Linked DNA regions of Mus musculus: regions 1, 3 and 4 are each linked to region 2. A link is a loop called in an ENCODE intact Hi-C map of the cell type or tissue named here. Cell type or tissue: gastrocnemius. All regions are shown on one strand. Region 1 overlaps Rps6ka5 (ribosomal protein S6 kinase, polypeptide 5). Region 2 overlaps Dglucy (D-glutamate cyclase). Region 3 overlaps Rps6ka5 (ribosomal protein S6 kinase, polypeptide 5). Region 4 holds the start of Dglucy (D-glutamate cyclase).

Region 1 (8,000 bases), 260 kb after region 2:
CCACTCTAACGAGAGGCCTGCCTCTGCTGGAGGTGAAAACCCTGCAGTCATTGAGCAGCAGCAGACGAATTGATAGCTGATAGCAAGAGAGGAATGGAGTCTGTCTGTCTGTCTGTCTGTCTGTCTCACTCTTTTCTTTGGTTCCCAGAATAGAGTTTTAGGAGTAGAGTTAACATCATGGCTATAATTTTCTGCCAAAAACTGTAGTTCCAATATTATTTGGTGATTCTCAGTAGCAGGCTGATACAAATTCTCTGTCGTGATATCCCTTTTAGATAGATACTCATTTTGTAGGCAAGGAAACTGAGAAACAAAGGAATCCTTTAACCAGTAAAGAACAGAGCAGAGCCAGCCTTAACCTCCATCCTGCCTCTAAGTCGATGGTTTTACCAGGCTATACTTTCATATATTTAGGTTTTACAGGGGTGGGGGGGGGGTCCCTATTTTTATTTCTAGTTGGTGTTTTGTTTCTGTTTGTTTTATGGTTTTGTGATACTGGATATTAAACCTAGGGACTCATATACGAGCCTAGGCTTTCCCATTGCACTCTCTCTCCAGCCCAGTGATACTTATTAACATGTACAACACGGGATCTTGTTGTAAACCAAAGTAATGAAGCTTATCATGATGTGTACTGTGCTAAGAAAGGTTCTCATCTTGCTGATCTCATTGTTTCTCTCATTAAGTCACTGATCTGCCTCCTCACAGGTGAGATTGTATGCTTGGGTTGGATTATTAAAACTATGATCATAGAATACACTTCTCACACAAACATAGTTGCCTTTTAACTTTCCCGTGCTGAATGCATTTTTCTGTCTGACTCCCACTCTCCCATGCACTGGCTGGGCTGTGTTGTGGAAACACATGAAGAAACAGACGCTTTTGCCACTGAGAAACCAACCTGTAGTTGCAGATGACAAGACTTAGCCCTTAGTCACATGGTGCTGGCTGCCCTGTCTTGGCTGACTTCCCTGGTGCCTTTTAGGTCTTTAAAGTTCCTGCTCATTGGGAAGAAGTGCGGTAGAGGAAGATTATAGTTCTCTCGAGTTAATTCTCCTGATGTTGTTGAAGAGTTGTTAGGATCACGCTGAACTGTGAGCGGGAGGTGTAATCTAGCCCAGGTCCCCTTTTTACATTTTTTTAAGTGAAATATTTGAGATAATAGGTTTGGTTTTTTTTTGTTTTTGTTTTTTTTTTTTTTTTTTTTTTTACCAAGATTGACTTATACTGAATAGCCCAGTGGTCTTCCATTAATTCCTGCTCATACCTTTATTTATTTGATTGACAGGTTCTTGTTTGTTTGGGGGGAGCAGTTGTACACATGTTCCCTGCCCTACATGTAGAGATCACAGGACAGCTTGTGGGTCCAGAGTTTGAGCTCAAGTGCTCAGGCTTGCCAACAAGTGCTTTTATCCTCCGAGCCATCTCCCTAGCCTGTGCTATCAAATAGTTTTCTCACATATGTAGTTCGGTTTCCAAATGCTTCACCACACTCACTTTTAGTAAAATATCCATTGTTATAACGTCATGATCCAGTTGTACTAACAGTAAACTTTATCTATCCACAGGAGAATTTTAAAAAGTGAGCCTCCGTATCCCCAGGAAATGAGCACAGTAGCTAAAGACCTACTTCAGCGTCTCTTGATGAAAGATCCCAAGAAGCGATTGGGATGTGGCCCACGGGATGCAGAAGAAATCAAAGAACATCTCTTCTTTGAGGTGAAATTTTGGAGATGAGTATATTTAATCCCCCTTGGGGTCACTTCCCCATTTCGCCTATCTTAGTCCCCTAATTCTTATTATGACAGATAATGTTTAGGAGGGAGCAGACTTCTACTTGTTTAGACCTAAATGGCTTTCCCTCCCTAAAGCACTAGGAGGGAAGGTTGTGATAGCATTACATCTTCTCCACAGTGAATCCAGCCTCTGACACTAAGACAGGATGTTGTCAGCTACAGAGCATATGCTTAAGAATAGAACACATGCGTTGCCCAAAATATTGCCCCTGAAGTCTCATCATGCTCAGGTTTTCAATGTGTTAGACCGCATTCATGGCCATCAAGGGTTGTATGTAGCCTGTAGGTTGGACAAAGCTGGTAAATTCTGCAGTGCTTTCTGTAGGTTTTTGGGGTTGCACATGAACGGAGGAGATGTGTATCCTTTGTATGATTCATGAGCTGTTGTACTGGGTTCCACCTTTTGGTTACCGATTCTGTTGCCTCTTTCTGTTTCCAGGAGAAATCTTAGAATATTCCCTCCTGCCTGGTTCTCAGTCAGTGTCGGTGGCATACATTTCCATTTGCTTTCTCTGTCCTGTAACAGCGCTTTTTTATGAAAAAGCCAAGGGACACTATTCCACAGAGCACCAGCACATCCGCCAGTCCCATGGTCTCAGTTCTCTCCAAGTACAGGCGTAAACAGTGGGGAGGATGGCTGGGCTGCTTGGTAACTTCAGCCTAAATGGTAAAGCCTGGCGTGGCAAGGCCTCCATTTCTAACATCCTAAACGCTACAGCGTTTAAATAACTTCACAGATCAACAAGCATGGCCTTGGTGTTTAATGGTCTGGTAGAGTCATCCACGTTATGTTTTTGTTCTGTAAAAATGTGCAGTATTATCACTAAAACAATAAACAGGGTATAGCAAGCAAAGAAACAATTATGTCAGCTTAGCTTTCTTAGTGTTGCTATTGCTTATTAAACATAAAAATGCAAGGCTGGGGTGTAGCTCAGTGGTGGAACACTTGTGTGGTGTGTATGAGGCCATAGATTTTTGTCCTCTGTTTGGGGGCTGGGAGGTGGTTTCCTCATTGAAAATGAGGTCTCTTCACTTCTGTGAGAACAGAGTACGTTAATTTTAGTCTCTCCACCCATTTTTTAAAAATATTACTGTAAATCTTTAAAGTTCGGTGACACAGAGACAAACATGTTAGAATGAAATGAACTCAGTATTGTACATTGGCTGAGAACTATTACTTTTCAAACATACATTATATCTTGTTCATACTTGAGCTTAAAAACTAACAAGTATGTAAAATTAAACAGAATGCTCTATTGTTCTTTTCTACAACTTTTTTTTCTCAGTTGTTCCCTGAGTTTGTGAATATTATGGTCTGTCTTTAGTATAGGAGGTGCTTATCTTCTTGACAGCTTGGAATAATAATTTTAATTTATGTATTTGCTTTCACTTTTAAATGATAGGGTAGACCAGAAATCCACTTACAAAGATCTGAATATCTTTTCTCTACAATGCTCTAGAGGTGGGAAGAATCATAATAGCATTCAATTTTCTACACATTGAACATTCTTCTGGTAACAATGTGTTTCTTTAAATTACCCCTTTCCTCTAGAAGTTTGTCATTTTTCAAGAGTCTTCTTAAAATTTTTAAGAAATATTGTGTGTGTGTGTGTGTGCGTGTGTGTGTGTGTGTGTGTGTGTGTGTGTTCATACATTCACTCATGCTCGTACATACACACACATGTGAAGGAGAAAAGACAACTCATGGAAGTCAGTTCTTTGCTCAGCCATGTGGGATGCTGAGGGACAAACTCAGAGTGGCATGTTGGCCAGCAGACATCCTTACTGTGCCAAGCCACTTCACCTGGCCCAGAATGTTTCTTGGTGTATCTTCAGTCAGGGAAGCACAAAGCAGATGGCTGTAACAGAAGCTACCACAGCCTCACAGAGGAGTGAACACTAGCTAGAAAGTGGACAGAACTCTAGTCCACACTTCTAGCAACAAATACTTCAGTGAAAAATATTTAGCTCTTATTTCTGAGCCTCAGATTATTTCTGAGACAAATAAAAAAAAAAGAAAGAAATTATCTCTCTCATCATAACTGAAAAGCTTGAAGAATTACCACATAATTATTTCTACTTCCTTTATAAAAGAACCTATTTTGTTAATTTCATCAAGTGTAGGTTTCACATTTCCCCACCACTGAGTCAATATCCATCTCTAAGTTGGAAATCATGTCTCCTACTGGTGGTGCTTCTCTGTCTTAATGCTATATAGCATGATGGTATCACCTTGTTTTGAAGACTGAGTAAGAAATCTTTAAAATTCAATTCAGTAAGAACTGAGAATATTTTAAAGAAGGCACATAAAGAAACAACAGAGGATTGAATTAGAATAATACAGAACGAGTTAGTTACTCAGACAGTGTGTATGGGAAACAAGAGGCAGTATCTCACTCAATATTGAATGGGGTTGAATGAGCTACAATAGCAAGCCCTCCAGTGTACACACACACTTGACTCATGGCACTTTTACTTCGTAATCAGTCCAGCGACCCAAAGGGAAACCAGTGTAAGAGGAGAACTCAGTGAGTCCCTAGAAAATAGGGGTTGGTATCACAGCCACAGAATACACTTCAACCACTATAGCAGTATTTTATGGTTTGGGGGAGATGTTGGTTGGTCGGTTGGTTGGTTGGTTGGTTGGCTTTCATTTTGGCTTAATTCTTTTCTGCCAAGGCTCAGTACAAAAGTAATTTATTCTGTTATCTCTGAGGTTATGTCTTGGTGCCCTCTAGAGGACACTGAGATTCCTGCATTAAGAAAGCTTCAGGCACCTTCCACATACTACAGACTGAAAATGGGATCATTCTTGGAAAAAAAATATTTTTAATCCTTAGTTTGAAATATGTACTCTTATTTAAATCAGACTTGCTAGTAACTGTGCTCTTAGCTAAGAGTGGTGGCGCACACCTTTAATCCCAGCACTTGGGAGGCAGAGGCAAGCATATCTCAGTTCAAAGCCAGTGAGTTTACATAGAGTAATGGTTCTCAACATGTGGATCGTTTGACCACCAAACCTTTCACAGGGGTCATCTAAGACCATCATAAAACATGGATATTCACACTATGATTCATAACAGGAGCAAAGTTATGGTTACAAAGTAGCAATGAAAATAGTTTTCTGGTTGAAGGTCATCACAACATGAGGAACTGTAGTAAGGATCACAGCATTAGGGAGGTCGAGAACTGTTGCAGTAGAGAGTTCCAGCCTGCTAGAGCTACCAAGTAAGACTCTGTCTTTAAAAAAGAAAAAACAAAGTAACCATATCTATTGTTCATAATATAGTTTGATTTTTTTTTTGACTTGTCCCAATCTTCTTGCTGTGCTCTAGAAGATAAAGTGGGATGACTTAGCTGCCAAAAAAGTGCCTGCGCCATTCAAGCCGGTGATCCGGGATGAGTTAGATGTGAGTAACTTCGCTGAAGAGTTCACAGAGATGGACCCCACCTACTCTCCCGCTGCCTTGCCACAGAGCTCCGAGCGACTGTTTCAGGTAAAGTTGCAGCATGCCAGACATGCTTTGGAAGAAAGCCAGTTTTCCTAGTGAGGTGGTTTGTTGGCATAAAATAAGAATTCTATAATCTCTTCAGAACTAAATTTAGAGATATGTTGAGGTACTATCTGGAAGTTTGCAGTTTACTAAATAGATTTTATTATAGTTTTTAATGTGTATGTTTTAGGTTTTTTTGTTGTTTTGTTTTGTTTTTTTGAGACAGAAGTTGGAGTTTTGGGATTTGGATTGTTTAGTGGGATATTTTGTCTGTTCATTTGAGACAGGGTCATGCTGTGTAACCCTGGCTATTCTGGAGCTCACTATATATAACAGACGCGTCTTGAACTTCTGCTTCTCCGTAGCTCGGATCAAAGGTGTGCATTCGAACAACCAACCTCTGTTTGTTTTTTATGACGAGGTATTCATTTTATACTTGAAAATTCATTTCTGCTGAGGCTCATGTGAAAATTATAATGCTATTTTATTTTTTACTCCATTCTTTAAACTATTCAGTGTTACCTGGACCTTTATCTTCAGTGAATAATAAATTATACATGCTCTCTAATTCTTAAAGTCTTGAATCGAGGGGGCCAGAGATGTAGAGTGCTCACCTAGCCGGCAGGAAACTCTGGCTTTAGTTTCTAGTACTGCATAAAACTGGGTCTGGTAGCACTCACCTGAAATCCCAGTGTTCCAGAGGGTAAGAAGTTCAGGGTCACCCTCAGCTACACAGTGAACACAGCTGCCAGTAGAACCCTGTCTCAAAAAAACAAAAATCAAAAACGGAAGGGAGGGAGACAAACAGATTTATTTTTAAAGACTTTGGGTTTAAAGTCCATGATTTCCATGCAATGATGGGCTATAATCTGGAAATGTGAGCTAAAATAAGTCCTTCCACTCCAAGTTGGTTTTGCCAAAATATTGTTTAAAGATTTATTTTTATAGTTTTGTACGTGTATGTATGTATGTATGTATGTATGTATGTATGTATATTGTATAGGATTCCTTGGAGCTGCAGTTTCAGCTTGTAAGCTGCCTAATGTAGATTATGCGACGAACTTAATGCCCTCTGAAAGAGTAGTGAGCACTTTGACTCTCTGTAAGAGTGTTTACCTGTTTGTTTTTGTCAGTATTTTATCACAGCAATATGTGTAGATGTGTGTATGTGAAATATTATATAAAGCACATTGTTTTGTATTTTAACTTTAAAAAATTAAAAGTGCAGAATATTTTTTAGGAAATGTTCGTTTACAGATGCAGATACTCTGTGCCTATTGAACTGTGTCATAGCTGCACTTCTCTGACCACTGACAGTGCCTGTAGTGTGGTTTGCTCTGGCTATTCAGAGTGTGCCTCTCACCTGTCCTATGACCCTGGAGAACATGGCCAAGGATCTATGTAGGTGGTAAACTAGTAAATGCCCTAGCTTGCACAGAGTAATTATGTGTCATTTATCACTCTGGCTTACCACATCATCCTTCCACTGGGGTATTATTTTCCAAAACTCAATTTTAAGTTTAGTTATTCTGAAAACATAGAATACAGATTCAATAATTGCTAAATTAAAGATGAACTTTTATGAAACTTGTTATTTTTGTAGTTTGAAACAGTTCTGGGGCCACTTTATTTGATGTGTTGACTGTGCCTCTTCTGAGGTCAGATGAGTTTATAAACAGATATTATCAGCAATGCAAAAGGTTCACAGGCTTGCATCAGATTTGGGAGTGGAATAGGGAGGAAGTCTTTCTGCCTTGATTTTTTGAGTTGGGCTAGTTCTGCCAGAAGATGGCAATATCTCCTTCTGAGAAGCATTTGCTATTGAGTTAATGCTGTATTCTGAATGCAAATAAAATTATCTTCATCTGAACATTTTTTTCTATGAAAAGAAATGATCGCCATCTAGACCGTGCCTAGCTGTGAGAGTGCAGAGCTTTGAGCTTTAGCATCTCTTCTCTTTTCAGGGCTATTCCTTCGTTGCTCCATCTATTCTCTTCAAGCGTAACGCAGCTGTCATAGATCCTCTTCAGTTCCATATGGGAGTTGACCGTCCTGGAGTGACAAATGTTGCCAGGAGTGCAATGATGAAGGTACATAGGTCTGGCTGCCTCAGTTTGGATCTGTGATTTGTGTGAATATTTAAACACCAACTGATGTTTTTAAGTCTAGTAAATTTACTAGATTATCACTCAACTAAAAGGCAACTTTAGAAAATGAGTAAATAAGTGGGAATAGCAGTGTTTTCCCCAGAAGATTGTCACTGCCAACCTGCATGAGCTCCTTTTTGCCATGATAAAACATGATATATTTTGGACAAATGTATAGATGAAAATATAAGCACACTAAATGAGTTTTAATTTATTGCTTTCAAATTTCTGAATCATTTCACATTAAATTACAGCTTTACATATACTTTGTGTATTACTACCAATCTTTTATTAAATTAAATAATGTTGATCTTTTATCAGGACTCACCCTTCTATCAACACTATGACCTAGATCTGAAGGACAAACCTTTGGGAGAAGGAAGTTTTTCAATTTGTCGCAAGTGTGTACACAAAAAAACTAACCAAGCATTTGCTGTCAAAATAATCAGCAAAAGGTATGGCCAGTCCTAGCAGTCTTTCTTGGGGCTTTTGACCACTTAGGAAGTTCTGGAAATTACGGAGAAGGAAATCAGTTGTTTCCTTTGCGAGACTTTTTGCACACA
Region 2 (8,000 bases):
CTTGTCTGGTTGTATCAACATGGATCAGGGGAGTGCAGGTACACGTGGAGCGAAGCGCTGGGTATAGAAGTCCTCAGCAGTGGTTTGCATCATAGAGCCAGGCACTGCGTCTTCTCTTTGCCCTCCTGCCTGGCCTCTAGGTGCTTACTGCTGAGTAGATTGAACCTCTGTCTTCTGCATTCCCTGGTATAGATTTATATTTGAGTACTTCAGCTGTGTGCTTCTCACCAGGGGAGGGGGTATCCGAACATTGTTTCTTTACCTCAGAACTTCACATAATGCCTTGCGCATTCTTCAACTGGTGAGATGAGGAAATGCTATCCTGCTTTTCACAGAAATTCAGAAACTGTAACATTTCTTGGGTTTAATAGCCAGAGTCAGCCAACATTCAAAAGGAGCATCTATTGATCGATGCATGGACTTTGCATGGACCCAGAAAGGGAACAACTATTAATTGAGAAATGGTTTCCTTTTTTTTTTTTTTTAATTCTTTCTTTTTTTTTCAGTGTCTCAGACAACACCTAAAAAAGTGATCCTTTGAAAGCCAGGTACACACAGAGCAGCAGGTTCAGGAGGTGGCAGAAGGCTTTATTCTCTCCAGCTTTAGGGATGTGACGGTTTGTATATACTTGGATCAGGGAGTGACATTGTTAGGAGGTGTGGCCTTGTTGGAGTAAATGTGCCACTGTGGGCGTGGGCTTTAATACCCTAGTCCAAGCTGCCTGAAAGTCAGTATTCTGCTAGCAGCCTTCAGATAAAGATGTAGAACTCTCAGTTCCTCCTGCATCATGCCTTCCGGGATGCTGCCATGTTCCCACTTTGATGATAATGGACTGAACCTCACTCCAGGAATGAGTTCACGTATGCAGGAGGAAGGGAGTGAGTTTGGGAACTACATAATCTTCTGGGAGAAGCTAGGTCTTGGTATTGAGGGGTCCTGGGAATGGACCTCAGCAGATACTGAGAGACAACATTGTTGTAAAATTCAACTGTGTTTCTAGGCTTCATCCTTTGCTTTGAAGGCCCTACCAATTTCCAAAAAGACATGAGGCTCCTCAGCTTGGCTCCTTCATGAGAGCAAGCCGCAAAGCTTCAGCAGGTGGGAAAGCATTTGGTCCAAGGGTTCTTGAGCTAAAGACTGGGTGTGTTGGCTCCTCAGCAGGGGATTGAACTGAGCAGGAAAGACACCGTAGACTCTTAGCTTACATTTGTGTTTGTTTCCCAGTGCTAGGGCTCAGACCTTTGAGCACTCTGGGGAAGTGCTCTACTACTGAGCTATAGCCCCAACTCTAGGCCTGGGTTTTATGGGTTTATTTTTAAGTCCTTGCTTGATCTGTAAACCTGTGCTTTCAAGAACTCCGGACCCATTGGGCTGCAACTGAGGAAGCTCCGCCCTTGTTACCAACATACTGCAGCTGATGACTGCTTCCAGACTGGTCAGCGGAGATGGCCAGAACACAGGGACATCCTCGGGCCGACACTCCACATAACTCCCGTAGTCAGGTTTGGAAAGTGCCTCAATTCCCAAAAGACCTGCAGGTGGGAAAACAAAACAAAACAAAACACCCAAAACCAAACCCAGGATTCCTCAGATTGGTACCACCCACATGGGGGCACTAAGTACTCTATGTATCTTTCTCCCCACAAGTGCTAGTTGTAGAATTGATCTTAGAAAAGGAGAAAGAAGAGGAAGGACAGGAGGAAGAGGAGGAGGTAAAGATGGCTCAGAGTTGAAGTTTTAACAGATCAGGGTGTTCTGTAACTTAGGGCCCCCGCTGTCTGGTACCATCAGGCCTGACATCTCAAACCGTATGATGTGGTTTCTGGAGGGAGTTTACAGTGTGCTTAGCTCAATACTAGCCTCGTAGCACAGAGTCCTAACAGAGCCAGCTTTGTGTGTGTGTGTGTTCATCTTGATGCAGACTGATCAAGTTACATAGCTGTAACCTCTGTTATTGTTCCAGCAGCCCCAGCCCTGAGCAGCAGCATCTACATGCTGTTGACAGTGCGGACCAGAATGCCAAAGATGGATGCGTTGGGCCTAGTTTATCCCCACTGATAAGACAAGTCGGCAGATATCTTCTGGGTGACCCTGAGACTATTTTAGGTGAGGAAGACCAATAGTGCTGATAGTATTTTCATAGAATGTCAGGTCTTTAGTAATTCTGTTGACTACGAAGCTGAGCAAGTTCAAGTCCACAGACCCTGGCTCTCACTCTGGGCCAACCCCAAGTTCTCTCTCCTCAGTCCCTCTGAGAGCTCCAAGAGATCTCATGACATTCAGTCAGAATGCAAATTTGAGTTTTATTTAATAATGTTATGGTGTGTGTGTGTGTGAGAGAGAGAGAGAGAGAGAGAGAGAGAGAGAGAGGTGTGGTGTGCATGGTTGTGGATAACACCTGAAACAAAGAGTCCCACTGTGACCCTCCAATCCCCAAGGCCAGTGGTGATCACATGATACTCATAGGAGTTGAGTGTGCATCACAAGTCCTCAAGATGAGGCCCCCTAGTGTGGCACAGTGCTGCCTTAAGCCTGAGAGCACCCAGTACTGGACTTCTGGGTTTCACCCCAGTCCCTCACCCTTGAGACCCTCCCCATAAGAACAGCACAAGCCCCTGTGTGCTTTTCAGGCCCATGTTGGGTGGACACTGACCTGGGTCACCGATGTGAATGGGTTGTCCTTGCTGTCCTCTTATGGCGTGAGTGGCCTGCAACAGCCTTTCCAGCTTGTCCTTGGGAATGGGTCTCATTGTGACCACCAGAGGGCAGCAGAAGCCAGCAATGGTGGCACAGGGCACTGTTGTCTGATAGTGAAAATATAGGGGGAAAATACAGGAATCAACTCAAATTAAAGCCGCAACACTTCCAGTCCAAGAAGCAAGAGATCCAGGGAGCTGTTGCAGCCTGGTTGACAGTGAGAGACTCAAAACTAGGGTGCAGGAGGGGGGAGCCTTATTCATTTTTTTCTTTATTAATCTGTCAACATCACTTTGGCAGTCTGGCACACATCTAAGCTGGACAGAATAATGTTTTCACCACATAAAAGAAAATTCAGGATGGTGTGTTGCCTGTTGTCCCAGCACCTGGGAGGCTAAGGAGATGGGGAGTTTGAGCCTTGACTGCAAGGAAAGTTTTAAGGTGATTCTGGTAACACAGTGAGAGACTGCCTTAAAACAAACACACAGACGGGGCAGCAAAAAGGTGACGGGAAGAGAAGAGAATCAAATGTTCCAAAGGAAACCACTACTATTTCTGATGTCCAGATGTAGTTACCAGAGCCCCAGAAAGAATATTATACTTTCCCACTAACAGCTAGGAGGACAGAATGGCAGATCTGTTACTGGAGTATCAGTATACAGGGTGTTTTGAAACTCTCAAGAACTGTACTGTGTTATGCTATTTGTGAGATACTTTATCATCCTCAGCATTCCAGGACATATTGATCCAACAGCCCTTTGTGGCCAACAGTCAGAACCAAAGGAAATGCTAACTTTCAGCCGAGGTTTATAACACACACACACACACACACACACACACACACACACACACAATTTTCCCACCCAGTGGCGGGCATGGTGGCTCACGACTTTAATCCCAGCACTTGGGAGACAGAGGCAGGCAGATTTCTGAGTTCAAGGCCAGCCTGGTCTACAGAGTGAGTTCCAGGACAGCCAGGGCTACAGAGAAACCCTGTCTCAAAATCAAAACAAAACAAAACACCCCAAAAAACCAAAAAACAATTTCCTCGCCCAGTCTCATGGGTCTCTAAATGTTCTTTCTCCATGGACCTCAAGAAGCTGCGAAGTTCTGACAGAATCAGGCAAAAGCAAGCAAACAGCGCCAGGAACATCGGCTGCCTGATTTACTTCTAGATCCCACAGGATGAGCCTGTCCCTGGATGCCCCGGTCTTCCCTTCCAAGATTCTGCACAGGGCGACCTGGGTGACTTTCACTGGTGGTATACTTCTCCCCCTGCAGTGGGGCTTACGACAGGCTTAGAACGCAGCCAGGATCAGGATCCCCTGGGACGACCTTGGCTGCCACTTAACTGGCTGTTACCACCCTGGCAACTGTAAGATGAGGCTCTGCTGTGCTGCCAGCCCAGTGTCTGTATGACAGCACCTGGGACAGAGCAAAGGCACATGTAGGCCACTCACAAAGCCAGGCAGGGCTCCTGGGGACTGAGACACCTCTGTTTAGGATGGGCCATCTATCCAGGCCATCAGTCAAATTCAAGGTGGCTGTAAGAGCCATCTCTCTCAGGGCCTAAGGGCAGTGGGGTGAGTTGTTACAGACAAAACTGTATGGCAGCTGTGGGGAGAGGGGGCAGTGACGTGTCATGGATAATTGACAGGCTTTGGTGAACATATATGGACGTCTGTGCCTCTGTACAAAGCTTTTTTTTTTTTTTTTTTTTTTTTTTGGTTTTTTCGAGACAGGGTTTCTCTGTATAGCCAATCTCATCAACCCAATCTTTTGTGCCTCGAAGGTTACTACAGAACTGCAGGGACCTGACGCAGTCCAAGCCTCTTTGGCAGGAGTCAAAGTGGGGAGGGACACTGTGACAAACAGCGCTCAAGATGAAAAAAGTCCAGCCACTGTGAGCAGGGAAGTCTGGAGGCTGGTCTTGTGCACAGGGAGGCCTGGAGACTGCTGATCAGCCAGAGTGCTCAGACTTGTCCCAACAGCATCTGGGAAGGAGGCAGAGGAGGAAGGGCGCCACTCTTCCCCACGTGACTGGTTTCAGCAGGAAGAGAAGTGCATCAACTCGGCCACAGGGACAGTCCCTAACAGCAGGCGTGTCCCAGGAGAGGCCACCCTTCTGCCGTTAACACTCTGTGCTCACATCAAAACTGGCCATGGTGACACCCTGTGCTTGTAATTCTAGCACTGGGAGATAGAGACAAGAGCATCCCCAGGGCTCTCTGGCAGAGAGCCTACCCTTAATCAGTGAATCCCAGTAAGAGGTCTTGTCTCCAACTCCACGGTGGGGCCAGTGAAAAGACTCATCAGATAAAGGCACTTGCTGCCGTGCCTGGTGACTTGAATTTGATTCCCAAGCCCCACGAGGCAGAGGCAGAAGGAGAGAACTGATTTCCATAAGTTGCCATCCAATCTCCACACAAACATTGCACTACCAAAATCACCCCTTCCCCAAATAAGTGTAACTTAGCAGAAAACAATGTGTTCTGCTCCCGAAGAGTACTAGTTGACCTTTAGCCTGAACATACATTCATATATACATGCCCTCTCTCTCTCTCCAAATGTCCAAATGACTTTGATTGACATTGCACAGCCATATCAGAGGCAGGTGGGAGAGAGACTGACTCAGAGGGTAATGGTTTTACCTGGGAGGGCGACTGAGCTAGGGCTGACCTTAGGGCTTCTGATCCCTGAACCAACATTCTCTCCACCATCGGAAACTACAGAGTCCATCCACATTTTCAAGCTGTTTTGCCCAGGGGCATGGCCTTACCTTGTATGCTCCTGCATGGCTGGGACCTGTTAGGTCTCTTCTGGGGATCCCTGCCTGCTCCAAGGCCTCTTCTATGGAGAAGCTGCAGTCTATGATGAAGGTCACCATTTCTTTTAGTTGTTCTGAGTGCTCTTCCAGTGAGGTCAGGATGCCTGTGCAGGTGCCAAACTTGTATTTCTGCAACTGTGGACAGATGGTCCTAGGGACACAAAGAAGTGCTCACAGGCCCCTGAGGCGCTTTTTTTGTTTTTGTTTTTGTTTTTAGAGACAGGGTTTCTTTATGTAACAGCCCTGGCTATTCTGGAACTTGCTCTGTAGACTGGGCTGACTCCAAACTCATGGAGATTCATCTGCCTCTGCCTCCACAGGGTGTACCACCGTGCCCACTCGGCCAATACTGTGTTTATTAGAAGGTCAGAGAGGGGCTGGAGAGTGGTTAAGAGCACTGACTGCTCTTCCAAAGATTCTGAGTTCAATTCCCAGCAACCACATGGTGGCTCACAACCATCTGCAATGTGAGCTGACGTCCTCTTCTGGTGTATCTGAAGACAGCTACAGTGTACTCATATACATTAAATAAATAAATCTTTAAAAGAAGGAGGAGGAGGAGGAGGAGAAAAAGGCAGAGGAGGGACTCTCTGATACTGACACGTCTAGAGCTCTCTACACTGGGGAGCGCTTGGTTTTCAAGTCGGGGCTTTGCTGGTGTTCCTGAAGCATGACCAAACCAGAACCACTGAATCAATGTGTGCATAGCATAACCTGTGGGTCCCACCCCATCCCATTTCCTGAACCTCAATGTGAGACCAGTCAGACCCACAAGAATAAAACAATGGTGGACTTTCTGCAACAGGGAGATGCTGTTGGACCCAGAGAAACTTTGGTGTCCTCTCCCATGAGGCTGAAAGCCTTATGTGGTACGAGCCTCAACCCTGTTCACCCCAAATCATTGCTGGGTTATTCCTCCTTTCCAGCCATGTGCCAGGGGATGGGTTGTAGGGATGGCCAGGGTGTGACTCCACATTCAGACACCAGCTCCATGGAGCAGCAAGTGTCTGGATAGGGAGAAACACAGAGCAATGAGGCACCCTCCTCCTCTACTGCTCTACTTTGGATCTCAAGTCTCCCCTAGAGGCCCATAGACTGAATGCACCATCCCAGCTTGTGGTGGTGGTGGTGGCAGCTATGCACCTTTAAGAGGTGGGAACTAGTAAGAGGAAGTTAGGTCATCGGGTATATCCGCTTTTAAGATGAGGATGTTACTTCGCCATCCTCTCTCTCTGCTTCCTGAGTAGCTTGGCTCCACTCCATCTCCCCTGCTATAATGTTCTGCTTTGCCACAGGCCCAAGCTGTAGCCACTCAACCATAGACTGAGACCTCCAAACCAGCAAACCAAACAAACCCTTCCTTCTTTAAGATGTGTGCCTTGGGTGTTTCTTCATAGTGTTGGAATGCTATGACCCATGAAGGGGGAGGAGTTGGGTCTTAAGGCATAAGTAGGAGTCCACAGGTTGGATGAGAAGGGAAGGACACCTAGGCAGAATGTGCTAAGTGTGAAGGCACCGAGTATATGAGCCAAGGGAGGTCTGCACCAGGAGACTCAAGCTGACCACACAGTAAGTACCAGCTCAGGCCCTAGTAACGTCTTTTTGAGGGGTCCCCTCATCCTTGCACCTACAGAATGATAATGGGAAGCCTTCTGTCTAGGAAGAGAGCTTGGGGAGGGGTGTGTGTGTGACCTGAGTATCAGGAAGAAGCTGAGCTGGGGCCGGGTCACCACTAGTCTTGAGATGGGGCTAAGGTACAGGCCACAGGCTGGCTGGCCTTGGAAACTTTTAAAGAGTAGAGTCACATGATCAGATGCAGACTTAGAAAAGGCCACTTTTGTGGGTGAGCAGAAGATGGTCAGATGGAGGAGAGAGCAGGAGGAAGATAAGGAGAGTTACAGTGTCTTAAAGTCTAGGTCAAAGACAATGGGAGCTGAAGCTATGAAGCGAGGGCATAGTGGAGAGGCAAAGAGGCAGGGTTCCCAGAGCCACCTAAGAGGCTTGTTATGCAGTGCTCACCCTTTATGTGTGAAAATACATCTAGTATCTCCAGTGGATGACTGACACTGGCTAGCCCCATCCCCTGTATATGTTATTGTCCCCTGTATTTCTACACCTGACATTTCCTTTATAAACCAGAGATGCATAGTAATTATAATTATATACTATAATAAAAGTTATTTAAAACATTGAGCTATTTATTCCTGGAATTTCCCATGCAATAATTTTAGACATTGGTCACCCATCGGGTAACTGAAACTTGTGGAGAGTGAATGGGAGCTAAGGGGGATGTCTGCTGTAGGCAAACATGCACAATATGAATGGTATTTTCTTCTGGGGGTTAGTGATTCGAGCATTGTTCTTAATCCTGTGCAAGGGTTTTCTGGTAGGAGTGATAAAGCGACAGGTGGCAGTGCCTGTCATGGTTAATTTTAATCATCATTTTGATACTATCTAGAATCATGTGGAAAGAGA
Region 3 (8,000 bases), 230 kb after region 2:
TTTAGATAGATTTGAGTGGCCTCGTGGGTGTTAGGAACTGAACCTGGGTCCTCTGAGAGAGCAACAAGTGGTCTTAACTGCCAGGCTGTCTCTCCAGCTCTACTGCCAAGTCTCTTTTTTTATTTTAAAACATTTTGTTCCTTTATAAAAGTTTTAGTGGCAACTTTATTAAAATGAAGAGGATTACATGTTTATTGTTTCCTCTTTAAACTCTATTAAAGTAAAAAAGAGAAGTGTGTATATACTCTTAAAGGGAAGGGCAGATAGCGGGAACTACATTTTGGTGGATGAGACGGCCGATTGAGCTGAATCCTAGAGCAGTAAAGGAAGCGGTTCAGCAGCAGACTGCTTTGCTCCTCTGCCTCCCCAGAGCTGCTCTGGGCTATAGCGACCAGTTGTTTCTCAAGCAGAAGTGTAGATTATTAAGGAGCTGGGAGTGTTGTTTGGGTGTCCTGTAAGAAAGAAAGAAAAGAGTCCCTGTATCCCCAGGTCCTAGGCCACCCCTGTTGATTAGGTACCTATGAGGGAAGATGGACTGTATCCAAGGCACAGTTGAGAGTGAGTGTGCCATATGGAAATTACTGGGGAAAACAAACTGTGACACCCTGTACCGTCCGGGGCCCATGGCCTGTTCCAGCACCTCACTGTGAGCACAGGAGTGTCTTAGACAGGGATATCGAGGGTTCCCACTGGGAAACCAAGAGCAAAAAACTTAACAGATCGGGGCTGGAGAGATAGTTCAGTATTACGAGCACTTTATGTTCTTGCAGAGGACCTGAATACAGTTCCCAGTGCTTACATGGCAGCTCACAGCCTTTTGTCACTCCAGTTCCAGGGAATCCGATGTGATTTTATGACCTCAGACACACTTCAGATACATATGTTCAGGAAGAACACTCAGACATATAAATAAAAAGGACGCCCTGTTTTAGAAAGTTGACAGATGCTGTCATTTGGGGATTTTGAGCGTGAAACTTTGCAGCCACACCTCTGCAGAGGAGTCTGCAACCCGATAAGCCTAGGCTGCACAGAAGCATGTCTGTGGTGGTGTCTCGATCCTGTGACTAGTTTTATGATATATATTTCAGGGCAGTGGATTCTTTTGAAGTGGCATGTTTAAAGTATCTCACCACACTGCTAAAGTGTCTTTGGCATGTAGTGTGTGGGCTATCCCCTGACAGAGAGACCTGATAATTACTCTCCTCTCTCCCCATAGATGCACACATCCATTTGCTCATTTAGTCTATGTGTTTGTTGAGGACCCTTCTACGTGCTAGGTAATTAGGCTAAATACAAAGCTGGAAAGAATCACTTGGTGAGTATTTCTAGGCATGGGTGGCTGGTTACTTAGTAGCAGGAGAAAACAGACTGGGTTCCTACAGAATGGTGAAATGTTGGGACTCGGAACAAAAGAAAGCTAAAAAACAATAAGCAAAGCTGACCAGAATTAGGTAGATCTTGGATGGAATAGTCACACATCAGCAAACGTCCTATGTGACTGCAGCAATTGCTTCTCCTCTTATGATAGAAGGGTCCTTGTTTTCTGCTGGTCAGGCCAAGTGCTCTCCCCTAAGAGAATGCCGGCATTTGTTGTTTAGATGCAAAAATGTTAAGAGTTCAGGCTAAACCAGAGAAGTAAGTCATTGATAGGTTCACTACCTCACTGACTGCAACCAACTATATTTTGACAGAAAATTACACTCTTGGGTTCTCACAGCTTACTGCCAACCCATTCTTTCTCTTGGCCATAAAGATCATACTGTCAGGCTAGACCTCAGTGTATATTCTCAAGGACCAGATAGGAATTTTCTTTTCTGGAGTCTTCTAAAACTTGATCTAATGGCCTTTTGTTTCCCACCCCACCCAGCAGCTGTTTAAGTGTCCTGACCCAGCCCCTTCCCTTTTAACAGATACTCCTTGAGACTGTTCTGTTTGGGTTAGCATTTCTTTTTCGGTTCCTTTTTGGTTCATGTGTCAGCCTAAGTCACTTATACTTAAGTCTTTGTAGGAGCAAATGGATTCTTTCCCCCATCCCTTCAGCCTGACTCTATCTGTATGTGCTTCATCTCATCTTCCACTCCTCCATTCACACTCTGGTCTCACTCGTCCTTCAAGCATGCCTAGTAGCTTCTGTTTTAAAAAATTTAAAAATAAGGAGATGATGGACAAATGAACTGACTTAAAAAGACAAAACAAACAAAAACCCCTGGGTGTCTTATCTTCCCTCTAGCTCTTTTGCTCCTGTTGTCTGTCCATGTCTGTATGTCTAGCTCTTTTATTCTTGTTGTCTGTCCATTCCTGTAGACTGCCTCCACTTACACATCAGCATTCCTAAGTCTACTCCTCAGCAGTTAACTGATGCTGTCTAGCCAGTATCACTTAGTGCTTTTCCTTCCTTACCTGGCTTATTTGTCCAATAGCCTTAAGCAATAAATGACTTTTGACCTTGGAGCTTCAGTTCACCAGCCTCTGGCTTACTGTTGCTTTGCAGTTTCTTCTCCTACTACCTTAGGCTTCTCCATGACTTCCTTTCAGGTCTTGTTAGCTGTCCTCTCTCCTTGTATGCCGTCCATATGTACTGCTGACTCTGACCTCTCTTCTGGGCTCGAGCCCTAAAGATGTCTGTAGTCTTGTGTTCCTTTAACTTCTAGGCACCTTGAACTCTACATTACTAGAATTGAACAGACCATTTCTTACCCAGATCTGCTTGTTTCAAAATCTGTAAATTCTGACCTCACATGATCTGGGAAATGTACTTATGTTTACCTTTTAGCAACTTACTTTTTATGTATGTTTAATACTGTTTTAATAGCAAAATTATTTATTTTATTTTCAAATGATACCAAGTACCTCCTATATGCTAAGTATTATAAGGGACCCTAGAAACAGGATGGTGACCCTAACAAATCATACATCTTAGATTTCTTATGTATATGCTTGATTATTTCTAGATAGATTTGCTAATTCTGAATTCTATACAGAACAAATTTTATTTTAGTAATTTTAAACATCTTTTTGTGATAATAACTACTTTGTATAGTTTGATAACTTTTATTGGTATTTTCCTTTTTTAGTTTTTTTTTTTAATTTATATTTTCTTTTTCTCAAAATTTGGTTAACCCCTTAAGGTTCTGGAAATAAAAGACAACATAAGTCTCTATAGACTAGGGTATGTCATTCGTAAGTGTTGTTTTGATCATTAAAAATGTTGGCTGGGTGATGGAGAGATGGCTCAGCAGTTAAGAGCATTTTCTCCTCTTCTAGAGGACCTTGGTTTCATTGGCAACACCAACATGGTAGCTCACAACTGTCCATAACTCTAGTCCCAGGGGATTTGGTGCCCTCTTCTGGCCTCCATGGGCACCAAAGAATACACATAGACAAACAAGCAGGCAAAGCACCCATAAATATGAAATACAACCAACAAATCCTTTTTAAAAAGAAATGTTTGTTGAGCTAAGCAGGCAATCTGCTATGTATTGTATTTTTAATTCTAATATGGAATAAGACAGTTGAAATAATAATATGAAAATAATATCCTTGACAAAATTATCTTTTTTATTCATACACAGTGAAATAATGTTGAGAATATATGTTCATGTATTGTTCACTATATAAATATGGCTTAAACATACTTTTGACATTTTGGCAGCCAATGTTTAAAATTTTTCTTAACAAACAAGAATCCTCAGGTAGACAAAAGTTTAAGTTTTAGTTAAGAAAAATAAATCCCCAACACTTAAAAGTGAGATAGCTAAGTTACAGCCCACTGTCATGGTATTTATGCTTAAAAGGAAAAGGCTAGAAGAGCATGACTAAAGAAGCAAAAGCAACCCCTTGAGCTGACGAGTTATCTGAATGTGTAAGCAGCACTCAGTTGTGTTGAGGATGGGATCTTTGGGCCTTTAGTTATTAGCCCTCCAGATCCTAATTTCTCCATCTATGACACAAGGGCTACCTTAGCTACTTACTGGACTGTCCTAGCAGTGTAACAAGCTCCTCGTGCAAGGATAGTCTGTATGTAAACACTGCCAGTATCCGCTTCTGTCTGTAAGCTATACTATTCAGATTTCAGACTATTGTGAGAAAAGTTAAAATTTATACACAAGAATCTTGTTATTCTTCCTTTGTTTTCTTATTTGCAGAAAGCTTGTATCTTTCTCTAATAAATGTCTAGTTAGTAACGCCATTTCCGGGCTTTGCTTAATGTGGCGTATATCTCGAGATGGCTAGGTGTGTTACTTTCTTTTGCTGTAATCAAGCATTATGACTGGAGGCAACTTATGAAAAAAAAAGAGAGTTGAATTTTGGCTTACAGTTCCTAAAGAATGAGTCTGTCATGGCCAGGAGGTGTGGTAGCAGACAGATGTGGCAGCTGGAACTGGAAGCTCAGGTCACGTCCTGAACTGAAAACATTAGGCAGAAAAAGCACACCAGAAGTAGGGCAAGGTTTTAAAATCTCAGAGCTCGCCTCCAGTGACATAATTCCTCCAGCAAGGCCATTCCTTCTAAAAATCCCCAAACAGCACCACCAACTGGGACCAAATATTAAAATACCAGAGCCTAGGGCAGACGGTCTCTTTGAAACCACAGTACTGGATCAGAGTTGGGATCCACACAAGCATTTTCAAATTGAGAAATAAATACACAGTAACTATGGCAGTTTGTGATTACCTCTACCTCCTGTCTTGATTGATTTGTAGTAACATGTATTCATGATGGATTTTCATATATATATGCTCCTGAAAAGCCTACTAGGTCTCTCTTAAATACTCCTGTCATTCATTTGCCAAAATAAGTGACTCTGGATAATTATTACTTTTTAGGTGAGTGGAGGTATTGGAAGAACACTAGAGTATAAAGTCTGTCCTTCACTTAAAACAGTTACAACTGGGCCAGAAAATTGGCTCAGTGAGAATAGGGACTTGATGCCAAGCCTGACCACCTGAGTTTGATTTATGGGACACACAGGGTGGAAGGAGACAACTGACTCTACACAATTGTCCTCTGACCCCCCACACACATAAATACATAAACATAATAGAAATAGAAAAGATAAACTATAAACTATTCCAATGTTACCATATTTCACTCTAGCCATTTGTGAAGTTTCTGCATGCGCCTCCCCTACCCCAGACATCAGGGCAGACGCTTTGCCCCCTCCACAGAGCAAGCACTAGATGAATCCACAGTTCACTGTTGCTTTTTCTTATGTCATAAATGACTGGCTTAGGTTAACCTTACTCAGGATATTGTTGTCTTTCCCCCTCTTTTTGAGTCGATGTATCTGAGACAACTTTTGAACTGACATTTTCCTAGTAACTTCTAAGTACTGAATACTTAATTTGTTCAAGAAATGTTAAATATTTTTATTTACTTGAGAAATATTTATCTGCTAGTTTTATCTTAATTATCTTTATTGTTTTGGGTTTTATTCTGATGAACTGCTGTTGGATACTGGTGTCCCTGAGAGTAGGCTAATCACACTGCCTTGGAGATCAGGGAAAGCATTTCCACGAGGTGTCCACTAGAGGGCCACTGGCCACAGCAAGAGTGGATGAGGTGCATCTGTCAGTGTAGGACTGTCACATTTACTTTCTGAGAAGCAAACAGAAAGTGTTTAAAACTATGTTGAGTGTCAGGAATAAACCCAGGGAAATTTAACACAATTTACTTTGGGATAATAAGATTGAAAATACATGATTAATGTTTGCATTCTGTAAATTTCTCTGTAAAATACTATTTATCAGATTTTTTTACAGTTTGCATATACTGTTTTTATCATAATCACCCTCCTTCCACAACTCTTTCCAGATCCTCCTTACCTCCCTATCCATCTAACTTCATTCTCATTCTCTCTTTCTCCCTCCCTCCCCCTCCCTCTCCTTCTCTCTGTCTCTGTCTCTCTCTCTGTCTCTGTCTCTGTCTCTCTCTCTCTCTGTCTCCCTGACTCCTAGACCCATGGAGTCCAGTTTGTGTTGGCTGAGTACTCCTGGGCATGGGGCTTGCTCTGAGGTGTGGTCAGTACCAGCTGTCACACCATTAAAGAAATGGACTTTTCTTCTCCTGGCAGCAATTAAATGCAATAGCTCCTAGAGAGTAGAAGGGCCTTCTGCCTGTCTCCCTCCTCTGTGTTTGGGTTTTGTCTGACTTGAACTTTGTCAGATATTATGCAGTCTGCCCAGTTGTATATGAAAAAAAATTACAGTGGCCTTGAAATGATGCACTCCTACCCCTCTGGGTCGTACAAGCTTTTAGGTGTGTGTGTGTGTGTGTGTGTGTGTGTGTGTGTGTGTGTGTGTCAGGATTGGGACAAGGTCTCACTATGTGATCTTGGCTGGACTAGAACTTGCTATGTAGACCAGGTTGACCTTAAATTCATAAGAGATCCTCCTGCCTCCGCCTACAGAGTACTAGAATTAAAGGCAGGTGCCACTATGCTCTTGGCTTTCTTACATTCTTCCTGCTTACCCCCACCACACACATAGATCCTTGAGCCTGGAGAGAGGGGTGTGGTAGGGACATCCCACTTGGGTCCAGCCACCAAACTCTCCTAGTCTCTGCATGCTGATGAGTCGTGGGTGTCTGAGCTAACTGTCCTCTACTGCAGGAAGCTTCAAAGATGAAGGCTGAGGGAGGAGTTCACTGATGGGATAGTAGCAAGTCATTAGGAGTCATTTTGTTGCATTGTCCATTTAGCAGAGTAATAGCAGTACATTTCTGCCTTGTGCATGTCTGTGTGTGTGCATATCCATGGCATGATGTGCGTATGAAAGCCAGAGGGCGAAGGTAATACAACACTGTATAAACTCAGCAATCACACTTTCAACTATGTACATTTTCCATTTTTTCCTGCATACTCAGGACTTAGTGAATCATTGTCTGCCAGTGTTCAGTCAAGGTATGGGAAGCTAATAGTGAGCCAGAGACACAAAAGTTTCCCCTCTAAGCAGGCAGCAGACATGTGTAAGTCATGTACCTAGATAGTGTATCTGTAATTGGTGGCAGGGAATCAGATTCCATAGGAAAGAAATGGAAGGATCAGGACACACTAGGTTACTCTGAAGATGCTTTGCTAAGAAGGGGACATGTGAGACGTGATAGTGGCCACGTGGGTATCTTGTGGGTTGTGTAGAACAAGTGATGGTTAGAGTAGTGGTCTAAGGACATGGAACCATGCAGAATAAGATTATTAGGTCAGAAAGGGCCTTGTAAGTGTTACAGCTTCTCTGTACAGGCCAGTAGCCCCTAGAGAATCTGAGTAGCATGGCCTGAACCGAGCTGTTTTAGAATGTAATTCTGCTTGGCATGGATGGTAACTCAGAGGGGGACAGGAAACAGGTTAAGGAAGCTCTTAGAGTATCAGCAAAGGATGGCATTGCCTGAGCCAACAGTGATGGAGAGGAGTTTCAGAGGTAGGCACATCTGGAGTGTATTTTGACAATAGAACTAATGGAATTTTTTTTTTAAGATTTATTTACTTGTTATATGTAAGTACACTGTAGCTGTTTTCAGACACACCAGAAGAGGGCGTCAGATCTCATTACGGACAGTTGTGAGCCACCACACGGTTGTGGGATTTGAACACAGGACCTTTGGAAGAGCAGTCAGTGCTCTTAACCACTGAGCCATCTCTGAGGCCCTAATGGAAATTTTTATGAGTTAGATATGGGATATGAGAGAGCCTGAAGAATCTAGGGTAGCTGCTAGAGCAACTGACAGGACTGAGTTCAGTTGGGTAAGCTGAAGTTACCTGATCCACAAGACATAAAAGCAGGTGTCTCCTTGCTATTATCAGTCTGGAATTTGGAAGAGAAATATACTATTATCTTGTATTTTTTAAATGTATATTAATGGTGTATCTTGTTATAAGTTGGAGTGTGTGTGCATGCGTGTGTATGTACATATATATGTTTGTGGCTGTGCACGTGTGTATGTGGGTATATGTTCATGTGTGTACATAGAGCCCAGATATTAATGTCAGGTATCTTCCTCTATTG
Region 4 (8,000 bases), 62 kb after region 2:
CAACACTTTACACGAACCGTCTCCTGTAACCCACACCTGCCTCCCAGATGAGAGCTTTGGTTCCATTTTGCATAAAAGGAGATACCGTACTCTAACTGATGGCACGCCATTTTTGGATGACCAAACCCGCAGTCTAACCCACGTATTCTGGAAGGAGATGCTATCCTCGTTCACTGTGTTTTAGAGACCTCTTGTACAGTTCCACGTGGTCAGGAAAACACGGTTCAGAGCCAGCAAGGCTGTTCTGCAGGTAAAGGCAGTTGCCAAGCAAGCCTGGCAACTTGGTTCAATCCCAGAATGTACACAAAGGTGGAAGGAGAAACCAACTCCACAAATGTGTCCTCTGCCTTCCGCAGGGCATTGTGGCACATGCATGCACACATACAATGATTTAAATTAAAAAAAAAAAAAAGTAAGAAAACATGGTTGGATTTTTCAGAGACCTGTGCCCGAATGGTAACCTCAAAGCTGCAAGTCATTTAGTGTCTCCACAAGTCAGTTTCCTTCAAGAGAGCCTCTGAGAGGAACCGAGCCACCGGCCTTCTGGAAGGATGAGAGAGATTTCCGAATGTTGAAGAACGCTTTAAAAGCTATAAAGTGAGGTACAAGTGATGAACTGCCTTAAGGCAGGCTGGAAAATCCTTAAAACCCAAATAACAAAATGCACTCTATTTTTTTTTTTAAATTGCAAATACCATCTAGCAATTTGGCAGATATCCTAGAAAGCCTGTAAAAATCTGTCAGGGAGAGGGGTACGTTTGGATTTCTACATCTGTCATCCTTTACTGAAGAAGGGAGATTGAATTGAAATAGACTGGATGCGTTCAGTCCTCTGTACCTGGTGTGGGCTTGCGGTGCACACCACATCCATACACACATACATACGCACACATGTGCACAGAGGTTTGTGGGACCGTGGGCCGTGCCAGGAAACTTGGTAAGGTTAAGTGGGTTGGAAGCCCTGGAACCCAGAGGGGTAGATAGGAGCTTTACTTGCTTCCTACCCCGCCCCTGTCACGTGACCATCCTCCCTCCTTAGTCAATAAGTTTTTCTTCCTGGATATCTCTGATTAACCTCCAGGAGGTGGAATGCACCCATTTTCCACAATGAACAACCAATACACAGTTTGGAACCAAGGACTGTCTCTTTCTTCAAGAACAGCTGTGGGGAGCACGGAGAAAACCTTTGTCTACAGAGCCTCATGGCTTAAGTGTCCCACAGAAGGCCCCTCTGCTCACCGCTAAGCACCACCACCGAACTAAGCTGGCGTTCCCCTTTCCCCGGCCCAGGACTCCTCAGCCCAAGGGCACAATTCTGTTCCCACTTCCCCTTGACCCAGCAGTGTCTAGATGTCCAGAAGTTTAGGAGCCCCTGGCCCTGTGGAGCCCCCGCCACACCTTCTGTTCCAGGCTCCTCTGCGTGGTTTCCAGTGGCGACTGGACACCCAGGAGTCAGGGAACTCCAGCTTTGGACTCCACATCTTAGGTTGTGTTTTCCCACCCCCTGAGCGATGTATCGGCGCGTCCCTCAAATCTAGCACCCAACAGTAGGTGTAGGGTAAATGCAGTCTTCAGTCTCCATGTTTCACCTGCCCAAGTGGTGTTCCCACGCCCTAGCAGCTGGGCAAAATGCGAAACCACAGAGGTTCTCGATTGAAAAGAATCCTTATTAGAAAGACCAGGAGGAGCAGCAATCTGCCATAGCCATGGGAATTCACCAAGTCTAGAAACAAGGGTGGCACAAGGAATTCAAAGGTTCCCAATTCAAGTGAGCAGGGGACTTTAGCTGCGTGTTGACACAGGAGTCCTATGTGACAGATCTTTCAGATATGCCCACGAACTTCCCCAGGGTTTCTTATTTACCCACACATATACATCACGCCAGGTCAAGGACCACCAGTTGAGCTCCTGGGATTCAGTCCCCATGACAAAAGGAACAGCTGAGTTTTTAAGGTTGTTCTTATATGAACTGCTATTGGAGGCTTGGTTCCCTGTAGGCAGTGTTTAGGGGCAGGACCTGTGGGAGGGAATTACATCCTGTGCGCTTGGACCTCAGCAGTGGGCTTTGGGAGGTGGTGGAAACCCCTGAAAGTTAGGCCTCTTTGGAGGAAGTTGGTACTTGGGGGTGGGCTAGGGATGGGCTGTTGTATTTCAGACCCGTCCTCGCTTGGCCCCGTTCTCGCTGAGACCCGTCCTCGCTTGGCTTTCCTGGCTGCTACGAGTTGAGCTGCTTCCCTCTCCCACCTGCTTCAGCCATGTTGAAAGATCCTGGAAACGGCCAGGTCAAAGGGCTATGGACTGGATGGATGGAACCTTTGACATCATAAGCCCAAATAAACTTTTCCTCCTTAACGTTGCTGCTCATGTCAAGGGTCTTGTTATATGAATGGGAAGCTAACACAAAAATTCTTTATCGGAATGTGTGCAAGCCCAGTCTAGCTTTCAGCTGGTTCTATCCTGCCTTGTCTTTCTGCCTCAGTTTCCCCCATCTGTTTAGTGGATGCTGCTTTCCTTCTGCTTCTTGCTCCTGGCTTTATTTCCCCCTCCTTTGACAGTGTTTAGCTACTTTGAAGGAACAACGCTCGCTCCTTCTGGACCAATCAGTGCCAACATGCTGCCTCCTGCCCTCCCTAGCACACATACATGTTCATGAAGTCAGGAAGATGGCTGTTAACGAACCCCTAGGTTAATCACACAGATAGGAAGAGACTTCCCAGAGTCACAGGGCTCTGCCTTCTGCACAGGTCAGAGGGTTTGTTCCCCCAGCCACCTATGACAAGAGAGCCTTGGCTCCCGCAGTGGGGACTGAAGCAAGCTCTCAATGTGAGTTTGCCTCACCTTCAGCAATCATCCCTCAAAAGCAGAGAGAGGCACCTCGAGCCCTGTGGTTATCTGGCCAACACCCCTAGGCCTGCATTGGCTTGGTCTGTCCTCCCCTCATGCCAGCCCTGAAGTCTCTGCCACTAGCTTCATTTCCTCCTCCCTAGCAGGTTGTGGCCCAAAGTTGGCAGCCACTCAAAGCCTATGATTTCAATTTCCCCTTCTTTGCTTTCTCATGATCTTGGGGTTCTCAAGGTCTGGAAGGTGTCCTGAAAGGCCATCCCAGGAGGGTAGAGAAGCAATTCCACAACTCATGGTCCCCAGTGTCATATGCAGAGATTTGACTTTCAAGGGGAGGCCCTGGTGGCTTCTAGCAGAAAGCCTGTTAACTGATTTTGGCTTATAGCCCCCTGGAGCAGTTTCCTCAAACGCTTGGGCTGGGATAGGGTAGGGTGGGGTGTGTGGATGTTGCCTAGGGCAGAGAACTATGCCGCGTTCACGTTCCCTGCTGACTTACTGTTGGTTTGAGATGTCTGGACTAGAGTCCACACACAATTCTTCCTTTTGTTTCCTCAGCCTTGCAGAGCGAGCTTCCTTCTGAAAGGCATAAAGCTCTCTTTCTTCAGCTCACAGGGGCTTCTGGGGCTGCCTGTCGCCACCGCCACTGCCACCAGCTTGCTCTGCCCGGCTCAGTCTCTGATCTACATGCCTGGGCACAGCCCCAGGCACCACTGGCTGCTACAGCTCTGCTACCCTGCAGCCAATGCTCTCAAGGCCTGTACTGGGGTGGAGACTTCCATGGCAGGATGCCAGTCCTGGTTCTTAAAGTCACAGAGCCCTCTAAGGTTACTTCCCTTTGCGGGAGTTTCTTGCTTTCCCCGGGCAGCAAGGAAGCATGACACAAAGGCATGGCCATGATGATTGGAAAACCTGCTGCAGCAGGGTGGAAGTCCCAAAAATTCTAATGTCACAGACCTAGGAACTCACGTAAGCCCTGAGGAGTTTCACAACTACCCTGGTAATTCCCGTGTGAAGCCAGACTGGGATTGCTGTCTGTGCTGTCCAAATGTCAGACTGCACTGGGTCATTTGAGGTACAGGCGAAAATGCAGGTGTTGACCCGAGCGAGAGTCAGGCTCTTGCAGATCAATGGCTGCTAGCCCTGGGGCTGTGCTGGGTTAGGCAGGGTAAGTTGCTCTCCAGCATTCAATGTTCCCTGGACTCATCTGAGATAATAGGAACGCAACACTAGGCCAGTCTCTAGCACTCAGACTATGCTTGAAAGACACGGGCAGGCCTGTGGGGGTTTTTCCTCCCTTGGTCTGAATGCTTCCTCTGAGGAAGAGCAGGTTCTGCTTTCTCTTGCCTCAAAGCTTTCAGGACTTCCCTTCAGAGCCAGCCTTAATCCCAACCACACAAGGTTCTAAAGCAGATGGTGCCAGCCAGTCTCTGTGGTTTCACCTTCCCTACCGCTCCCGAGCCTCATACCCCAACCCCAGCACAAACCACACACGTAAGCACAGTGCAGGTCCTTTTGGTGCCAGCCTTGGCATGTCTCTTCTTGGGTCACTTTTCTAATTCTTTTTCTCCAGTTGGTTAACTTCTCCCCCTCCTGGAGGAATTGGGATGGGTGTGCCTTGCCCTTTGTTATAAGACAGAGAGAAGACACCATCTGCACCCCACGACCACCACCAAAACCAAAAACCCAGACTTCCACAGGATACTTGAATCCACTGGCACCTTGATCTTACTTAGCCTTCCCAGTCTTGACTTGTGAGAAATAAATTTCTGCTCTCTACAAGCCATCCAGCTTGTGGTATTTTGTCATAGCAACCTGAATAAATGGAGACAAAGACATTGTGCTGAGTGAAATAAGGAGAATGTCTTAGTTAGGGTTTTACTGTGAACAGATACCATGACCAAGGCAGCTCTAATAAAGGACAACATTTAATTGAGGCTGGCTTACAGGTTCAGTCATTATCATTAAGGCAGGAGTATAGAACCATCCAGGCAGGCATGGTACAGGAGGAGCTGAGAGTTCTACATCTTCGTCCGAAGGCTTCTAGGAGAAGACTGGCTTCCAAGCAGCTAGGATGAGGGTGTTAAAGCCCAGGCCTACAATGACACACTTCCTCTAATAAGGTCACAACCCCTCCAACGAGGCCACACCTCCAAATAGTGCCACTCCCTAGACCAAGCATACTCAAACCACCACAGAGGAGTCCATAATTCTACCTGTAATAAGGTACCTAAATCAGCCAAGGTCATCACTGGGACAAAAAGTAAACCAGTAGATAGGAAGGTGTGGAGGAGTTACCGTTTAATGGGTCCAGACTTCAGTATAGGATAATGAAAAGGTTCTGGAGCTGGACACAGTGACAATGGTTATGAAACACTGTGGATGTAACTCAGGCAATCAAGCTGCCATCATACAATAGCTTATTAGATATCTAAATTTTAAGGACACGCCTAACCTGTACCCCTCAGGAGGTGATGGTTTGCAGACGGCAAATGTCCAAGGCCTGAGGCATGTGTCCTTTCCACTTTTCTAGAGGCTTAAGGATGAGACTCGGAACTCCAGAAAGTAAGACTGTGTGGTTGACCAGAGATGCAAAGAATGCCAAATATTTACAGATGGATTCTTTGGCGGATGTGACGATGTAGGCAAAAGTTCTAAGGGGGAGAAATATCTCAACACTCAGTGTCAGAGTACACTCTGTAGGGAGAGCAATTGCCTACATCAGAGGAATGTAAAGGTACAGTCAGTTTACCTAGAAGTCTCCTTGCAAAAAATTGAGTAGCATTAAAATCTGGTAACAATCGCATGCTCACTATTGTAAGGTTAGGTGATTAGAAGGGGTCAATGGGAGATAGAAGTAAGAATTCAAGACTTTTTTTTCCCCCTCAAACCTAATTAGACAGGAAGATTCTAGACGCCATCATGCCTTTATTTTCCTCCAAATTCCTATGTTGAGACACCAACCTTCCATGCAATGGAATTTGAGGAAGCACTTAGGGCTAGATGGGCTCCTGAGCATGGGTCCTTCTGTGATGGTGTTAGTGCCTTTGTCAGGAAAGATACCAGAGAGCTTCCCTTCTTAACCACATGAACACCATCCACATACCACCACCACCACCACCACCAATCACAGCCTGATAGCCACTATATACTCTGATCTTCCTCTGTCTCAGGGCTTTCCCAACCAGCAGTCAATACCTCCCAGTGACAGCGCAACCCTAGGGCCAAAGCAGAGAGCAGGGCAGGGCTTCCTGTACCCACTCTGTAAACCTTCCTGCTTTTCCAGTGCCTGATGGCACCTGCCAGGCACTCTCCCCTGTGGGCTAGGCTCATTTCCCTCAGACTTGTAGAAAGGCTAAGCAGTCTGTCTCCAGTCTTGTGAATCCAGCCACTCTTGAGTCTCTTCAGGTGTCAGAGCCAAGGAGATAATGGTTCCTGCTGGAACAGGGTCCACGTGACGGGAGATATATGTGTGTTTGTACAAGTGTGCTTATGTGCAAGGGACCCAGGGTTTGCCATTTTCCAAAGTTCATTTCTTAGCCACAAATAATGCCCACTGGCACGGTAGCGCTTCCTGTTTTTCACAAATTAGTCATAGTAAAAACAGAAGGAGGCAAAGCCAGGCGGTTACTGAGTCTGTTTGCCTGTGGGGAATGCTGAGTTCCTCATGGTGTAGGGCAGGCAGAGGAGACCTGAGGAAGGCAGGGGTAGCCAGCTTCCTTCTGCACCCGCTGCTGGCCCCGTGCCTCAGGCTCAGCCTGTTCAGTGAATTTCCTGACTGCCCTTTGCTCTCTGCCTTCTTCCCACCTCTCCACTGCCTCCACGCCACTCATCCCCAAATGGTGTCCTGCTTATATCATTTATTTGCTCCAGAACCTCCAATGGTCTTTGTACTGACCAAAGAGTCAAGTCTAAAGACTGAACCAGGCCTTTCTCTGGGGACTCTGACCATGCCCATACCAGCTCTGCTTCACAGGGCCAAGAGGGCACTAAACAGTTCAGTAACCATACATGATAAGACCAAGTTTTAAAAAGCCAAAGTTCATACAAAAAGCTCCATGGTGACAAAATTGTAACTATGGACAGAGGTGTCCCCACGTCACATTCTGTTCTTCTGTTCTCTTCACAGAGCTTCCTGGCTGGGCCAGCTTGGACCTCCTTCTCAGGTGGTACCACCTCATCTCAGAAAACTCTCTGTGCCTCTGCTCACACAGACCTTTCTGTCTTTTGGCTCCATTCATTTCTTAAACCTTCCTTGCCATCATCTGCTGTCTGGGTTCTAGTTCATGTTGTCCTTTGAGAACTTTCAAACTCCTTTAGCAGTGGCAGCTGAGAGGGTTGGGGTGTAACTCAGTAGCAGAGTAGATGATTAGCCTGCTTGAAACCTTGGGCTTGATTCCCAGCACAGCAAGGGAGAAAAAGGAAAGGTGGGAGGGAGGGAGGGAGGGAGGGAGGGAGGGAGGGAGGGAGGGAGAGAGAGAGAGAGAGAGAGAGAGAGAGAATATTCTAGGAAGGACAGATGTCTAGGCTGGTATGTAGCTCATGAGTGGATGCTTGCCTAGCATGCATGAAGTCCTAGACTTGATTCTCACCACCACATAAGCATGTCTGGTGCTGTATACATGTAATCCTAGCACCAGGAGGTAGAGGCAGGAGGATCAGATGTTCAAAGTCATCCTTTGCTACACTGGGAGCTTGAGGGCAGTATGGGTTATATGAGATCTTGTCTCAAAATAAATGAACAAACTATATCAGATGCGTACTTCCTGACCAAGGCCTGTCCTGGCCTCCCTGTGAGGTCACTCCCTGGTCTCTGTTTCCCTGGCCCCAAGGGGACCTCTCTCGTCTTGCTTCAGTTTCTGGCAACACTTACCATCAACAGAGGCGTATGCCTATGTCTTTCTTTCCATCTGTTGCCTGATTCTTCAACTGGAATCTGAGCTTCCAGAGCAAGGCGTTTCCTGTGTTTTCACGGCTGAACTCCAGAGCACGCCACAGAGCCTGGTGTGTGACACGGACTCAGGAAACCATCATCAAACTGAAGTTCTTCAAGCCAATTCTTAGGTATGCTCTCCATCTAGAAAAGGGCAAATGAAGGACCAGGGAGATGACTCCGAAAGTAAAGGCATTGCCACCAAGCCTGCCAACCTGAGTTTGATCCC

The links. Hi-C counts contacts between places; a loop is a spot of excess contacts. Peaks named below come from ENCODE experiments on the same cell type or tissue, not always from the same donor. Only the 100,000 strongest peaks of a DNase experiment are listed, where the experiment ranks them.
Region 1: a loop joins it to region 2, with 8 times the contacts of the local background. A loop is called at or near these places in 32 of 42 quality-filtered maps.
Region 3: it touches region 2 in a loop (7-fold over the local background); 31 of 42 quality-filtered maps call a loop at or near these places.
Region 4: a loop joins it to region 2, with 2.0 times the contacts of the local background. A loop is called at or near these places in 16 of 42 quality-filtered maps.

The regions. Positions count from the first base shown.
Region 1 is chr12:100,575,015-100,583,014 of GRCm38, reverse strand. Rps6ka5 (ribosomal protein S6 kinase, polypeptide 5) reads left to right here. Exons shown (of 17, transcript NM_001330702.1): 8 at 1,569-1,719; 9 at 5,132-5,293; 10 at 7,255-7,380; 11 at 7,759-7,892. Among named protein-coding and RNA genes, the nearest start is that of Ttc7b, 58 kb to the right of the region's middle. In gastrocnemius, CTCF peaks have their summits at 4,548 (motif pointing left) and 7,070 (motif pointing right); DNase peaks (open chromatin) are centred at 3,583, 4,490 and 5,255.
Region 2 is chr12:100,836,176-100,844,175 of GRCm38, reverse strand. Dglucy (D-glutamate cyclase) reads right to left here. Exons shown (of 13, transcript NM_145448.5): 4 at 5,478-5,676; 5 at 2,655-2,805; 6 at 1,411-1,533. Among named protein-coding and RNA genes, the nearest start is that of Gm36572, 54 kb to the left of the region's middle. In gastrocnemius, no CTCF peak of the experiment used is centred here; DNase peaks (open chromatin) are centred at 2,760, 4,041 and 4,757; H3K27ac peaks cover 2,256 bases.
Region 3 is chr12:100,602,266-100,610,265 of GRCm38, reverse strand. All of the region lies in intron 5 of Rps6ka5 (ribosomal protein S6 kinase, polypeptide 5), which reads left to right. Among named protein-coding and RNA genes, the nearest start is that of Ttc7b, 85 kb to the right of the region's middle. In gastrocnemius, CTCF peaks have their summits at 3,341 (motif pointing left) and 5,524 (motif pointing right); a DNase peak (open chromatin) is centred at 5,529.
Region 4 is chr12:100,774,648-100,782,647 of GRCm38, reverse strand. It overlaps Dglucy (D-glutamate cyclase), which reads right to left and starts at 3,591. Exons shown (of 13, transcript NM_145448.5): 1 at 3,338-3,591. Gm40558 (a long non-coding RNA gene) reads right to left here. Exons shown (of 3, transcript XR_872933.1): 2 at 7,712-7,915; 3 at 4,903-4,934. In gastrocnemius, no CTCF peak of the experiment used is centred here; DNase peaks (open chromatin) are centred at 2,955, 3,584, 3,906 and 6,556; H3K4me3 peaks cover 1,871 bases; H3K27ac peaks cover 4,846 bases.